Regions from separate parts of the Homo sapiens genome. Here region 1 is linked to region 2. A link is an interaction called in ENCODE POLR2A ChIA-PET data of the cell type or tissue named here. Cell type or tissue: CD4-positive, alpha-beta T cell. All regions are shown on one strand. Each heading gives the region's core, and the rest is flanking DNA. Links, peaks and the distances in the headings are about the cores only.

The links. ChIA-PET counts read pairs that join two places held together with the same protein. Peaks named below come from ENCODE experiments on the same cell type or tissue, not always from the same donor. Only the 100,000 strongest peaks of a DNase experiment are listed, where the experiment ranks them.
Region 1: POLR2A ChIA-PET joins it to region 2 with 5 read pairs; 1 of 35 experiments calls an interaction of 5 or more read pairs at or near these places.

The regions. Positions count from the first base shown.
Region 1 is chr12:111,323,111-111,328,479 of GRCh38, forward strand. The region is part of intron 18 of CUX2 (cut like homeobox 2); the gene reads left to right. Among named protein-coding and RNA genes, the nearest start is that of MIR6760, 22 kb to the left of the region's middle. In CD4-positive, alpha-beta T cell, for the core only: no CTCF peak of the experiment used is centred there; a DNase peak (open chromatin) is centred at 2,384.
Region 2 is chr12:110,588,241-110,593,609 of GRCh38, forward strand. No RefSeq gene overlaps it. Among named protein-coding and RNA genes, the nearest start is that of PPTC7, 7.6 kb to the left of the region's middle. RefSeq lists enhancers at 2,658-2,707, 2,728-2,777. In CD4-positive, alpha-beta T cell, for the core only: no CTCF peak of the experiment used is centred there; a DNase peak (open chromatin) is centred at 2,761; H3K27ac peaks cover 1,998 bases.

The DNA.
Region 1 (5,369 bases), core at 302-5,301, 740 kb after region 2:
GCTCCCTGCCACTGTGGGGACCAGCGGATAAGTCTGCCAGGGCCCTGGTGAGGCACCTACCCGGGCCCTGCACTGGAATGAGGGCACGTGACTGCAAGGAGAGGACATCAGACCTGCCCACTGAGAAGGGCAGAGACCAGGGGAGGCCAGACCCTGAGTCCAAGGATCTGAGCTCAGTCTTGTCAATAGGACAAAACCATATCTCAGGTTCACAGAAACGAGCCAGGTCAGCAGGCCCATATCAACAGGAATATGGACTGGAAACATAATGTCAAGTGACAAAAGCCTCCATCCCAGTGACAGTGCTTACTATAGAAGCTAACACCTACAGGATGAGACTGCACACTGGTGTAGCTGTATGGCTGCAGACTTATGCATTAATATTTAAAAAGAGGCTGAGGACAGGCATGGGGGCTCACGCCTGTAATCCCAGCACTTTGGGAGGCTGAGGCTGGAGGATCTCTTGAAGCCAGGAGTTCAAGATCAGCCTGGGCAATAGAGGGAGACCGTGTCTCTACAAAATATAAAAATAATCAGTTGGAATGGTACGTACCTGTGGTCCCAGCTACTCGGGAGGCTGAGGCAGGAGGATCACTTGAGCTGTGATCATCCCACTGCACTCCGGCTTGGGTGACAGAGTAAGACCTTGTCTCAGAAAAAAGGAGGCCGAGCACAGTGGCTCACGCCTGTAATCCCAATACTTTGGGAGGTGAAGGCAGGAGGATCTCTTGAAGCCTGGAGTTTGAAATCAGCCTTGGCAACATGGCGAAACCTCATCTCTACAAATAAAAAATTAGCCGGGTATGGTAGCATGTGCCTGTAAGGGTGAGGCAGGAGGATCGCTTAAGCCCAGAAGTTCGAGGCTGCAGTGAGCTATGATCATGCCACTGCAGTGCATCTCACACTGCACTGGGCAAGTGAGACCATCTCTAAAAGAATTAATAAAATGAAATGTATAGGCCGGGTGTGATGGCTCACACCTGTAATCCCAGCACTTTGGGAGGCCAAGGCGGGCGGATCACAAAGTCAGGAGTTCGAGACCAGTCTGGCCAACATGGTGAAACCCCGTCTCTACTAAAAATACAAAAAATTAGCTGGAAATGGTGGCGTGCACATGTAATCTTAGCTGCTTAGGAGACTGAAGCGGGAGAATCACATGACCTGGGAGGCAGAGGTTGCAGTTGAACTGAGATCCTCACCATTGCGCTCCAGCCTGGGCAACAGTGTGAGACTCTGTCTCAAAAAAAAAAAAAAAAGAAAGAAAGAAATGCATAAGGAGGCAGCCCCCCAGCTGGGGAGGGAGGTTGCACTGGGCAGGGAGGGGGCCAGGAAGAGGCAGGGCGTGGTGACTTTGCTCTGCTCCTTTCCTATTCTTTTTTTTGTTTTGTTTTGTTTTTGTTTTTGTTTTGAGACAGAGTCTTGCTCTGTTGCCCAGGCTGGAGTGCAATGGCATGATCTCGGCTCACTGCAACCTCTGCCTCCCGGGTTCAAGCGATTCTCCTGCCTCAGCCTCCCGAGTAGCTGGGGTTACAGGCGTGCGCCACCATGCCCAGCTAATTTTGTATTGTTAGTAGAGACGGGGTTTCTCCATGTTGGTCAGGCTGGTCTTGAACTCCTGACCTCAGGTGATCCACCCACCTTGGCCTCCCAAGGTGCTGGGATTACAGGCGTGAGCCACAGCACCTGGCCCTTTCCTGTTTCTTTAAAACAAGAAGGAAGATTGGAAGTGACGGGGGTGAAGTGTCAGCATCGATTACGGTGATGGGTGGAAGGGAGGGGAGGACTTACATATTGTTGTCTGTATATTTCTATATGTTTTTAATAGTTTATAAATACAATGATTTAAAAACTCCTCTCCATAAGGCTGTAACGAGGATTAAAAGCAGCCATGCTGGCCGGGTGGGGTGCCTCATGCCTGTAATCCCAGCACTTTGGGAGGCTGAGGCAGGCGGATCACAAGGTCAGGAGATTGAGACCATCCTGGCTAACTCGGTGAAACCCGTCTCTACTAAAATTACAAAAAAAAAAAAAAAATTATCCGGGCGTGGTGGCAGGCGCCTGTAGTCCCAGCTACTCAGGAGGCTGAGGCAGGAGAATGGTGTGAATCCGGGAGGCGGAGCTTGCAATGAGCCGAGATCCTGTCACTGCACTCCAGCCTGGGCGACAGAGCGAGACTCCGTCTCAAAAGAAAAAAAAAAAAGCAGCCATGCTAATGCTAATGACCGCTGCCACTTACCACACATAGCACCAAGTGGTCAAAGTGCTTTGTCCTGTAATCTTCATGTCAGTCTCCACCAAAGGGACTGTTTATCATTTCCATTTCACAGATGAGGAAATCCAGGGGCATGGTAGTGCAGTGACTTGCCCAAGGCCATCATCCAGTGAGTGGCAGACCTAGGATGAGCACCCTGGGCTGTGGGCCATCAGGCTTCCTGCCCCCTAGGGTCCCGAAATGTGTCTACCCCAGAGCCTACCTGGGAAAAGACTTCCATCCTTTTTTGTTTATAGTGTTGTGGTGGGGAGGGGTGGGTTTTGTTTATAGTGTTGTGGTGGGGGAGGGGTGGGTTTTGTTTATAGTGTTGTGGTGGGGGAGGGGTGGGTTTGTTTATAGTGTTGTGTTGGGGGAGGGGTGGGTTTTGTTTATAGTGTTGTGGTGGGGGAGGGGTGGGTTTTGTTTATAGTGTGGTGGGGGAGGGGTGGGTTTTGTTTATAGTGTTGTGTTGGGGGAGGGGTGGGTTTTGTTTATAGTGTTGTGTTGGGGGAGGGGTGGGTTTTGTTTATAGTGTGTTGGGGGAGGGGTGGGTTTTGTTTATAGTGTGTTGGGGGAGGGGTGGGTTTTGTTTATAGTGTTGTGGTGGGGGAGGGGTGGGTTTTGTTTATAGTGTTGGGGTGGGGGAGGGGTGGGTTTTGTTTATAGTGTTGTGGTGGGGGAGGGGTGGGTTTTGTTTATAGTGTTGGGGTGGGGGAGGGGTGGGTTTTGTTTATAGTGTTGGGGTGGGGGAGGGGTGGGTTTGTTTATAGTGTTGTGATGGGGAGGGGTTGGTTTTGTTTATAGTGTTGTGGTGGGGGAGGGGTGGGTTTGTTTATAGTGTTGTGGTGGGGGAGGGGTGGGTTTTGTTTATAGTGTTGTGGTGGGGGAGGGGTGGGTTTTGTTTATAGTGTTGTGTTGGGGGAGGGGTTGGTTTTGTTTATAGTGTTGTGGTGGGGGAGGGGTGGGTTTTGTTTATAGTGTTGTGGTGGGGGAGGGGTGGGTTTTGTTTATAGTGTTGTGGGGGAGGGGTGGGTTTTGTTTATAGTGTTGTGTTGGGGGAGGGGTGGGTTTTGTTTATAGTCTTGTGGTGGGGTAGGGGTTGGTTTTGTTTTATAGTGTTGTGGTGATGGAGGGGGTTGGTTTTTGGTTTTTTGAGACATAGTCTCACTCTGTCACCCAGGCTGGAGTGGTGAGCCACTGCGCCTGGTCTGTGGTGTTAGGTTTTAACTAACTTTTTTACTGTAGTAAAATTCACATAACAGCTGGGCACCGTGGCTCACACCTGTAATCCCAGCACTTTGGGAGGCCGAGGCGGGCCGATCACTTGAGCCCAGGAATTTGAGACCAGCCTGGCCAACATGGAGAAATCCCGTCTCTCCTAAAAGTACAAAAATTAGCCGGGTGTGGTAGCACGCATCTGTAATCCCAGCTACTCGGGAGGCTAAGGCGAGAGGATCGCTTGAACCCAGGAAGCAGAGGTTGCAGTGAGCCGGATGGCACCACTGCACTGCAGCCTGGGTGACAGAGTGAGACTCTGTCTCAAACAAAGAAACAAACAAACAAAAATCACATAACGTAAAATGTACCTTTTAAACCATTTTTGAAGTATACAATTCAGTGGATCTAATACATGCACAATGCGTGTGACCATCACCTCTGTCTAATTCCAGAATATTCCCACCGCCCCAAAAAGGAACCCCATACCCATCCAGCAGTCATTGCCCATCCTCCTTCCCCCCAGCTCCTGGAATTCCGCTTTCTTTCTGTCTGGATTTGCCTCTTCTGAATGTTTCATATAGATGGAATCCTGTACTACTTGGCCTTCTGTGGCTGGCTTCTTTCAGTTAACGTGTTTTCAAGGCTCATACAGGCTGTAGTATGCATCAGAATTTCCTTCCTTTTTTATGGCTAAATGATATTCCATTGTATGGATAGACCCCATTTTGACTATTTTGAATAATGCGCCTATGAAAATTTGTGTACATATTTGTGTTTGAACCCCCATTTTCAGTTCTTCGAACATATATCTAGGAGTACAGTTGGCTAGATCATATGGTAACTCTTGTGTTTAACTTACTGAGGAAGTTCAAAGGGTTTCTGTTTCTCCAGGTCCTTACCAACATGGGTTATCTCCCATTTGTTGACGCTAGCCATCCTGGTGGGTGTGTAAGTGGTATTTCACTGTAGTTTTTATTTGCATTTCCCCAATGTCTGATTGTTTTGGTTGTAGATTTTATTGTCATGGAAGGATTTGACCACAGGTAGGATAGAGGTAAGCAGAGAAGATGGAGAATGGTGCTCCTTGTGGAAGGAATGGCACAGGCAGCGGCTAGGAGGTGGGACCATGCACGGCCTGGGAAGGGATGTGAGTAGAGGTGGCGGGGTCCCCTGCTCTCCCAGAATAGGAAGCCAAGGCTAGGCACAGTGCGTCACACCTGTAGTCCCAGGACTTTGGGAGGCTAAAGCAGGCGGATCACTTGAGGTCAGGAGTTTGAGACCAGCCTGACCAACATGGCAAAACCCCTTCTGTACAAAATTACAAAAATACAAAAATCAGCTGGGCATGGTGGCAGGTGCCTGTAGTCCCAGCTACTCAGGAGGCTGAGGTATGAGGATGCTTGAGCCTAGGAGGTCAAGGCTGCAGTGAACTGGAGTGAGTGCCTTCCAGTCTGGACAATAGAGCGAGACCCTGTCTCAAAAACAATAATAATAATGATGAGGGAATCAGGCCTGGAGGTGGCTACTGTAGCTGCTGGCCCTAGGGAGAGAGTGGTGATGGCAGAGCCACCCTCACAGCCTCTGCTTGTTCATAACCCACTGGGCCTGGAAGCAAAAGGGTGTATCCATTGCCCACAAAGTCCCACAGAGTCTGGCTGTGGGGCTGGGTGTCAGGACCTGTCCAAGCCCCGCTTGTGTATGCCCTGGCCACTGGGGCGGGCAGGGACCGGCACTGGAACCCTGACCATACCTGTTACTGAAGTTGAGCCAGATGCCACGGGAGGGTTATAAAGCACGCCCTTATCCCCACGTCCACTGCCAGGCGCAGCCCCGGGTATAATCGGCGCTACCTACCGTGGCAGCATCAGTATTCCAGACCCTTCCATCCGAGGTTTCTCAG
Region 2 (5,369 bases), core at 110-5,109:
TAATTTAGTGCCAGGCATGGTGGCTCATGCCTGTAATTCCAGCACTTTGAGAGGCCGAGGTGAGCGGATTACCTGAGGTCAGGATTTCGAGACCAACCTGGCTAATATGGTGAAACCCTGTCTCTACTAAAATATAAAAATTAGCCAGGTGTAGTGGTGGGCGCCTGTAATCTCAGCTACTCGGGAGGCTGAGGCAGGAGAATCACTTGAACCCAGGAGGCGGAGGTTGCAGTGAGCTAAGTTCATGCCACTGCACTCCAGCCTGGGCGACAGAGTGAGACTCTGTCTCAAAAAAATAATAAGAAGAATTTAGGACCTAATGCAGGGGGTCTTATATGCTAAGCTGAGGCTACTTAATGCTGGAGACAGCAAGGGGTCACCAAATGCCTTTAATATGCCAAATAATAATAGTGGTAATGATAATAACAAGAATAAGAGCAATGGAGCCCATGGGTTAAGCATGTACCATGTGTTTTGCCTGCATCCGCATCCTCTTCTCTTTTTTTTTTTTGAGACAGAGTCTCACATTGTTGCCCAGGCTGGAGTGCAGTCATGCGATCTCAGCTCACTGCAACCTCCACCTCCCGAGTTCAAGTGATTCTCCTGCCTCAGCCTCCTGAGTAGTTGAGACTACAGGCGTGTGCCACCATGCCTGGCTAATTTTTGTGTTTTTAGTACAGACAGGGTTTTCCCATGTTGGCCAGGCTGATCTCAAACTCCTGGCCTCAAGTGATCTGCCCACCTCAGCCTCCCAAAGTGCTGGGATTACAGGTGTGAGCCACCACACACCTGGCCTGCATCCTCTTCTCTGATCACTTTTTTTTTTTTTTTTTGAGACAGAGTCTTGCTCTGTGGCCAGGCTGGAGTGCAATGGCGTGATCTCGGTTCACTGCAACCTCCACCTCCTGCGTTCAGGTGATTCCCCTGCCTCAGCCTCCTGAGTAGCTGGGACTACAGGCACATGCCACCACGCCCAGCAAATTTTTTTTTTGTATTTTAGTAGAGATGGGGTTTCACCATGTTGGCCAGGATGGTCTCGACCTCCTGACCTCGTGTTCTACCTGCCTCGGCCTCCCAAAGTGCTGGATTTACAGGCATGAGCCTCCGTGCCTGGCCTGATCACCTATTTAAATCACCCAATAGTGCCATCTGCATTTTTCTTCATAACACATAGTGCTTATTTATTTTGTTGAATGTTTGTCTCCTCCCTGACTAAATGATAAATGCCACGAGAGCAGGAAATTTTGTCTGTTTTATTCATGACTTTAGGCCAGATGCAGTGGCTCACGCCTGTAATCCCAGTATTTTGGGAGGCGGAGGCAGGAGGATCACTTGAGGCCAGGAGTTCAAGACCAGCCTGGACAATATAATGAGACCCTGTCTGTACAAAGAAAAAAAAAAAAACCCAAAAACTGGCCAGGTGTGGTGGCATACACCTGTAGTCCTACTCAAGAGGCTGAGATGGGAGAATCACCTGAGCCAGGGGAGGTGGAAGTTGCCATGAGCTGTGATCATACCAGTGTACTCCAGGCTGGGCAACAGAGTGAGGCCTTGTATAAAAAAGAAAAAAAAAAAAGACTTTATATGGTGTCCAAAATAATGTCTGGCATATAATAGGTGCTAAATAAATAACCTAACAAGTGAATGCTGTTGAATACAAGAACCTGGGAAATCACATGTAACAAGCAACAAGCTGAAGAAAGCGTTGAGTAATATATTCAACTCGCTAGGCAGAGCTGGGCTGAACTGGAGAAGTGTCCCTGAGACACTTAATGCCTTCACTGCAAAGCCCTTTCGAAGTCACTAACCTTTGGCTGTTCTTTCCCTTTAACTCATCTTGCTTTGCGTCATGTGTGATGGTCATGTTTTTCCCCCCTAGAATCCATTCTCCTGCTTCTCTGATTATTGTATTTTGATTTTCCTTGGAGGAACAATCCAACACCCCCTAGGTTCATGCAGTTTATGTGGAACTGGACCAGGGCTCCAAGGATGAACATGTGGCCTAGGTCTGGCCAATCACAGCATTATATTCTGTTGCTAGCAGTGGTTGGTCCAGAGAGAAGGCACATGACCCAAGCCAGACCAAGGAAACTTCATTATGGGATTTTGCTGAAAGTGTTAGGAAGGAGAAATTATCACCAAGGTTTGTTTCTAAGCTGGTAGAATGCAAGCTTGGAGCTGCTGATGGCCATTTTTTTCTTTTCTTTTGTTGTTGTTGTTATTGTTGAGATGGAGTCTTGCTCTGTTGCCCAGGCAGGAGTGCATTAGTGCGATCTTGGCTCACTGCAACCTCGCCTCTCGGGTTCAAGCAGTTCTCCTGCCTCAGTCTCCCAAGTAGCTGGGATTACAGGCAGCTGCCACCACGCCTGGCTAATATTTGTATTTTTAGTAAAGATGGGGTTTTACCATGTTGGCCAGGCTGGTCTTGAACTCCTGAACTCAAGTGATCTGCCCATCTCAACCTCCCGAAGTTCTGAGATTACAGGTGTGAGCCACCGTACCCGGTCTGATGGCCATTTTTGCTGATACTTGGGAAGAACCAGCCTGAGAATGAAGTCAATACAGAGAGAAGCAGAGCCTAGAGATGGTAAGAAACAGAGGCCTGGTAAATGTCAATCAAACCCTGAATCCAGCTTTGCCTGAGGGAGGATCAGTCTCTGAACTAATATGAGTTCCCTATGTTGCTTTAGCCACTTTGATTTTGCCTTGTAATGCAGTGAATTCTAACAAACACATCACGTGATCCAAGTACCATGACTACAGTTACTAAATCAAAAACAAATCCCGAAACCAAAAGCAACTGTTTGAAGGGAACTTATCCTCTACTTACTTATATAAGCAGAGAGGGAACTTCCGCTTTTCAATAGAGAAGCTACTGAAGGAAAACTCATCCCTTTCTCTGGTACCTCCATGAGTGAGGAGTGATTTGCCTAATAGTGGGTTTGGGAGAAGATGCTGAGTTTGTTGCCTGGTCCCTTTCTCTTTTTTTCTTTTTGCTATGGCCTGACCTTTAGACACTGCTGTTTTCCTCCTTCACCATGAGGAGCCTGTCCCTGTGAAAGACATTTGCAGTAACCCAGCCTGTGGCTGGGTAAATTAGTTTAATCCAGAGGGAAATTGCATGCACCACTAAAGCCACATTCTCCAATCAGCCTTATCCAGAAAACAAACTCTAGAGCTCTAGTTTCCTGATTCATATATCTTTTTCTCAGTGGATTTGGAATTTGGAAAGGCTAAGGAGGGTGCAATTAATTATCAGCCCCATGAAACCCCAACATGTTAATTTACATATTTTCTTTAGAAAACTTTGAGAGGCAGTCCTGTGGAGATCAAATTTCTGGTGTTGTCAGGGCTCCAGGCTTAAAGGTAATTACGGGTCAAGTGTGTTCCTGACCTGGGTAGTTTGTGACAGTTACAGTGGTTCCACAGGATTTTAACTGGCTGGAGCCTGAGTACAAGGGCCTCTAGGGCAGGCCTTGACCTAACTCATGTGAGTACAGCCTTGACCTCAGCAGGCAGGCGGGACAGGGATTCGATTATTGGGGGAAAAGTCTTTCTGTCCCAGAGCAGGCTTACCTTCAAAAGGGCAGAACTTTAGTTTACCAACCTGTAGACTCCGGCGGGTAGATTTTTGCTTTTTGTAATACCTCTTTAAGCAACACTTGCGGCTGGGCAAGTTGACTTTGATTTGTGAATTGCATGAACTTTGATCACGGTTTAGCATTTGGAGAGCTCAGACTCTGGCTTTACCCATAGAATGGGGGTATATTTTATTAGTGAAAACAAATGAAAAGAACAGGGCCCTTATTGTATAGGAGATATGCTTCTTTGCGGGTGGAGGTAGATAAATTGAATGAAGACCCATAAGATAAGAAAACAGTGAGGCTTATGCCTTGAAACTTTTGTTTCTGAGAAACAGGTTTGCTTGAGAAATCAAGGAGGACCTGGACCTGGGTTGTTTGGTTTTGTTTTTTTGTGGGTTTTTTTTTTTTGAGCCAGGGTCTTACTCTGTTGCCCAGGCTGGAGTGCATGGAGTGCACGGTGCGATCTTGGCTCACTGCAACTTCCACCTCCCAGGTTCAAGCAATCCTCCCGCCTCAGCTTGGCAAGTAGCTGGGACTACAGGCGTGAGCCACCAACACTTGGATTTTTTTTTATTTTTTGTAGAGACAGGGTTTTACCATGTTGGCCAGGCTGGTCTTGAACTCCTGAGCTCAAGCAGTCCGCCTGCCTCAGCCTCCCAAAGTGCTGGGATTACAGGTGTGAGCCACCGTGGCCAGCCTGGGTTGTGTGTGGTTTTTTTTTTTTTTTGAGATGGAGTCTCACTCTGTCACCCAGGCTGAAGTGCAGTGGTGCAATCTTGGCTCACTGCAGCCTCCGCCTCCTGGGCTCAAGCGATTCTCATGCTTCAGCCTCCCGAGTAGCTGGGGTTACAGGCATGTGCCACCACACCCAGCCAATTTTTAAAAATTTTTAGTAGAGACAGGGTTTCACCATGCCTCCGCTGCTGAAAGTGCTGGGATTACAGGCATTAGCCACCGCACCTAGCCTGGGTTGTGTTTTAAAATATGCTTCTGGGCTGGGCATGGTGGCTCATGTCTGTAATCCCAGCACTATGGGAGGCCAAGGTTGGTGGATCATCTGAGATCGGGTGTTTGAGACCAGCCTGGCCAACATGGTGAAACCCCATCTCCACTAAAAATACAAACATTAGCTGGGTGTGGTGGTGGCGCATGCCTGTAATCCCAGCTACTTGCGAGGCTGAGGCAGGAGAATCCCTTGAACCCAGGAGGTGGAGGTTGCAGTGAGCTGAGATTCAGCCAGCCTGGCCTGGGCAACAAAGTGAGACTCCGTCTCTAAATAAATAAATAAATAAATAAATAAATAAATAAATATAAAAAAAATATGCTTCTGTTGTGCTACCAGAACAGAACCAGCAGAAGAGTGAAAGACAAATAAAGGAAGATCTGCTGACTAAACTGGAGGAGGGTGGGATTTTTTTTTAAAAAAAACATGATCTTGCTCTATCACCCAGGCTGGAGTGCAGTGGCCCGATCATAGCTCACTGCAGCCTCAAACTCCTGGGCTCAAGCAATCCTCCCACCTCAGTCTCCCAAAGTGCTGGGATTACAGGGATCTTTTATAAAGAGCTAGAACTGTGATCTTAGTAGACAAGCCAAACAGATGTGGAAGAGAAGTGAATTTTTGAAGGCTTAACTAGGGGGATATATATATATATATATATACATATATGTATATATATATATATATATATTTTTTTTTTTTTTTTTTTTTGAGATGGAGTTTCACTCTTGTTGCCCAGGCTGGAGTGCAATGACACGATCTCGGCTCACCACAACCTCCGCCTC